Regions from separate parts of the Homo sapiens genome. Here region 1 is linked to region 2. A link is a loop called in an ENCODE intact Hi-C map of the cell type or tissue named here. Cell type or tissue: PC-9. All regions are shown on one strand.

Evidence for each region. A loop is a pair of places that touch in the nucleus more often than their neighbours do. Peaks named below come from ENCODE experiments on the same cell type or tissue, not always from the same donor. Only the 100,000 strongest peaks of a DNase experiment are listed, where the experiment ranks them.
Region 1: it touches region 2 in a loop (7-fold over the local background); 3 of 110 quality-filtered maps call a loop at or near these places.

What each region holds. Positions count from the first base shown.
Region 1 is chr19:41,596,255-41,598,754 of GRCh38, forward strand. No RefSeq gene overlaps it. Among named protein-coding and RNA genes, the nearest start is that of CEACAM21, 21 kb to the left of the region's middle. In PC-9, CTCF peaks have their summits at 1,505 (motif pointing left) and 1,708; a DNase peak (open chromatin) is centred at 1,487.
Region 2 is chr19:41,745,836-41,748,335 of GRCh38, forward strand. No RefSeq gene overlaps it. Among named protein-coding and RNA genes, the nearest start is that of CEACAM6, 8.4 kb to the right of the region's middle. In PC-9, CTCF peaks have their summits at 977 (motif pointing left) and 1,177; a DNase peak (open chromatin) is centred at 966; H3K27ac peaks cover 393 bases.

The DNA of each region.
Region 1 (2,500 bases), 150 kb before region 2:
TACTTTTTATTCCATTTTATTTTGTAAGAAATATTTATCAGAGCCTGCTGTGTACTGTCACTGGAGAGACAAAGATGAATCACACCTGGTCCCTGCCTCGCAGAACTCCAGGCTGTAGAGGGAACACACTCAAAGCCAGACTATTACCGTTCAGTGAGAAACACCGTGACAGACATCAGCACAGGGTTTTCTGATGCATGTTACCAGTGCTTTGTGAAAAATCTTCCACTCTTGGTTTTCTGCACTTAGTTTTCCTCATTTCAAGCTCTAAGTGAAAAAGAGAATACAAATATCCCCAATGGTCCTTTGTGCGGTCACAGCTGGACCCGGCATGTCCTCTTGGCTAATCCAGGGTGTTCAGGGCTCCCACTTCACTCTGAGTGTCCTCTCTCCTATTGGAGCTCACCATTGTCAGCACCTGCAGCAGAAAATCTAGCAAGTCAGGAAACTTGCTTTACTCCTGTAACTTTAAGGCTAGTGACCTTGTGACAGTGAACTAATCCTATAAATCCTTTTCACTTTAATTTCCACATCTGTAAAGTGGGGCAGGTGGATTCAGTCACCCTAGAGACAGCAGCACACCTGATCTTCTCAGCATCCACCATCTAGCAAATATCAGGCACACATTAGGCACTCAAAGCCTCACTGAATGTATGTGTGAATAAATGACTATAATAGAGCCATGTGGATCGTGGACACTATCAACACATATCTTTGAATGTCTATGAAGTACACTTGAGAATGGGGAAAGCAAATAATTGAGGCAGGACAGTGTTTTCTTCTTCCTTCCCCTTACCTCCTTCCTGAAGAGAGCCTTTGTACCTCGGAGAGACTCTGTTGCCAGGTTTCTCTACTGTAAGTTACTATTTGTCCCATTATAATCAATAAGTATCTCCTGAAGTGATACTTTGGGAATATGGAAGTAGCCTGTTTCTTCTCAACATACTTTTTTTTCCCCCTTGGTACTCACTAGTTGTAGCATCATCATACTTTTACCCATTCATATTTAAAGTCCATTGATAATTCTTGCCTACAAACAATTGACTGTGCTGTTAGCCAAATAGTGATTTTCTATTTGATCATTCCTTCTACATTCATTAATTGGAATCCTGCTGTAAGAAAAAGCTGTTTCTTCATCCTTATATATTTATGTATTCAATTATTTATTTATATTAGTAGGAACTCATGGGTATTTATGGGTTGGAATTTATTACTATCATTATTTCTTATAGTGCTCATTTTGTCTCAAAATTGGTCATTCAAAGCTCCTTCTGGTTGGCATCTGTGACCTTTCGACAGATCTCCATTATTTTTCAGCCGGCTCCTTACTTTCTGGCCTCACGAGATGCTCCAGGCTCCGCTTGTGCTTTCCGGCCCCAGCCCTGGAATCAGTTATTTCTCCCAGGAAGCCCTGGTTCCTTTCATGGGAGAATGATGTTTACGACCACGAGCACTACTACACCCATTGCTGTAATAGTAAGTGCCGGTGCCTTCACGCCCTCTAGTGGTCAGTCCTGGGAAATACACACTCACACTTGTGTACTGTTACCCATATTCTACAAATTAGGTAAATGAGGCACAGAAAAGTTAGGCGACTTGACCAACATCACGAGAAAATAGGTAGTGAAACTGCGAGACAGATACACAAGTCCTAATAAGTGGAAGTAGCTTCTTCACACATGCACATCAGCAGAAAGCCACAAGCCCAATATTCCAGCGTAGACACTCTCTTGGGAAAAAATCCAGAATTCCAAAGTATTAACCCTAATGACAACCATCATGTACTGACTACCTGCCTGGGCACTGGGCTCCCACAGTAACACATTTATTCCTAAATATATGTAAATATATAAAACTAATAACTTTATCTTAAATAAATATCCATTTTATATATTATTATATAAAATTTATTATAGAAAACTTTATATAATTATATAAAATATATAGGCCAGGCATGGTGGCTCATGCCTGTAATCCCAGCACTTTGGGAGGCCGAGGCAGCATATCACCTGAAGTCAGGTGTTTGAGACCAGCCTGGCCAACATGGCGAAACCCCATCTCTACTAAAAAAGTACAAAAATTAGCTGGGCGTGGCGGCAGGCGCCTGTAATCCCAGCTACTCGGGAGGCTGAGGTAGGAGAATCGTTTGAACCCAGAAGGCGGAGGCTGCAGTGAGCTGAGATCGTGCCACTGCACTCCAGCCTGGGAGACAGAGCCAGACTCCATCTCAAAAAAGAAAAACTATTATATATACATTTATATATATAATTTATTATATAAAAATGTATTGTATATAAATTTATATTAAATACAATTTAATATGATGATTAAAAGTTATATGTTTATTTTAATACATGTTAGAAGAAAATTTAAGCATATCTCAAACCTGTAATTTTATGGATAATATTGCATAGGACAAAGATGTTTTGTCTCAAATTCCCGTCCTCAAGCAATCCACCCACCTCAACCTCTCAAGCAGCTGAGATCACAGACGTGAGCC
Region 2 (2,500 bases):
TTTGAAGAAGGTCCCAGGAAGAAGAGTGGGTTTGCAGATGTTATTTTATTTGCTCTTCTCAAACACCATATGGGGATATTTCACAAGGAGGATTCTCGTCCTCAGAAAGGGGAAGTAACTTGCCAAGGTTGTTGGTGGATGTGGGATTAGAACCTCAGTGAGTCTAACACCGGAGCCCATGCCACCACCACTACCACCGAGAGCCCTGAACAGGGTATGTGTAGGGAACAGGTAGGAGCAGAGAGAGTTAAAGCAGAAAGAAACCATTTTAAAACAGGGAAGTTAGGTAAGCTTGCTAAATGGGGATCATATGTTGCAGAGGCATGAACACTAGACAGTCGTGTGAACTTGATCTTCTGATTACAGAAAAGACAAGACAAAAGAGGGTGTGAAAATGGGGTTCTGGGTTCCTAAGCTAAAGAGATGCCACCAACAACAGTGAAGGAGCCATGAGATGTGTGGAGAAAGAACTGGATGGAGAAGCTGAAGCCCTGAGTTTAAATGCAAAAAGTCATAAAGTAAGGGCATGGCTGTGGAGGGCAAGTTATATTCTCTCTCTGCAGTTTGGTATCTCTTCATCTATAAATCACATGGAGTGAGAATTAATGTCTAAATGACCCTCAACCCTTGCTACTCAAAGTGTGGCCCACCAACCAGCAGCAACAACATGTCCAAAAGCTCCTCAGAAATGCAGAATCTCAGACCCCACCAGAAGGATCAGAATCCGTATTTTAACAAGAACTTGGGGTGACCTGTGAGCACATTAAAGATTGTGAAGCAGTTCTCCGAAATGTCTTCCAGTTCTAAAATGCAGTGATTTCACACTCATCTGAACTTTGTCACCTCACAGGAGAAAGAAGGAAAATGGCATTTACATTTTACCTCGTTCGTGACCTTTTCTTAATCCTAACAGCCTCTTAGACTCGCCCGCATCTGGGTAGAGGTTTTAGAAAACACCAGAGAGGCAGGGCTGCCACCTTGTGACTATCATCAGGAAACGCACTTAACTCTTAACCAGTCTCACCAGTCAAGGACGGGACGGGGCTGGAGCAGAGAGGGTATACGGGATGAACTCCAAGTCACAGATGAGATAAGGGAGTTATAACCACCCACAAAGGCTGGAAGTAACTGTCAGAGGGGGCTCAGCCTGCATCATAAAGCAATGTCCCCTTGCAAAGGACAGTTTTTATAATACTTACTATGTGATATCAGTAGGAAATGGTTCCAGGTCAAGCTCTGCCCTTGTAACCTTAAAACTTACTCTAACAGGTATTTTCAACATCAGCCTCAGCCTGAACTCTGCCAGTAAACTTGTAACTTTCCAAGGAAACTTACTCTACTGTAACAGTTCTTTTTCATCCGGAGACAAAATGTATCTGATTCGCAGTCACCGATCCTCACACTACTCTCTGTAGGCTGAATAAGTCTAACAGCTTTTCATACAACTGACCTTCAAATATTGGTTAAGAAAAAAACAAAACCACCATGTGCTGCCCATACCACCATTCCTTGGCCGTTTCCCATGTGGGGTCACCTGAAGCCCCACACCCTCTGATCACGTTCCAATGGGCAAGTGAAGTGCAGTAACAACAACAGACACTCTGAATCCTAGGAGTGTCCCCAGAGCAGCAGAGCCACAGGACCCCCGTCCCCGTCCTGGCGCCTCACCGCTACCTAGAAGCCAAATGCCACATCAGCTGATCTGGGGACGCTGACTTCTCCTGCTTATGCCACTGCTCAGTCATCCCACACCTGTGCAGGTGTCTACTTTTTATTCAGTTTTATTTGTAAGAAATATTTATCTGAGGCTGGGCACAGTGGCTCATGCCTGTAATCCCAGCACTTTGGGAGGCTGAAGCAGGTGGATCACAAGGTTAAGAGATCAAGACCATCCTGGCCAACATGGTGAAACCCCATCTTTACTAAAAATACAAAAATTAGCTGGGCTTGGTGGCGTGCGCCTGTAGTCCCAGCTACTTCGGAGGCTGAGGCAGGAGAATCACTTGAACCAGGGAGGCAGAAGTTGCAGTGAGCCGAGATCGCGCCACTGCACTCCAGCCAGGCGACAGAGCAAGACTCCATCAAAAGAGAAAGATAAGAGAGGAAGAAAGGAAGGAAGGAAGGAAGGAAGGAAGGAAGGAAGGAAGGAAGGAAGGAAGAAAGAAAGAAAGAAAGAAAGAAAGAAAGAAAGAAAGAAAGAAAGAAAGAGAGAAAGGGAGAAAGAAAGAGAGAGAGGAAGGGAGGGAAGGAGGAAGGAAGGAAGGAAGGAAGGAAGGAAGGAAGGAAGGAAGGAAGGAAGGAAGGAAGGAAGGAAAAGATTGATTTATAGGAGCCTGCTGTGTACTGTCACTGGAGAGACAAAGGTGAATCACACCCGGTCCCTGGCTTGCAGAGCTCCAGGCTATGGACGGAACCCACTCAAAGTCAGACCATTACTATTCAGTGAGAAACACCGTGACAGGCATCAGAAAAGGGTTTTCTGACCCATCTCACCAATGCC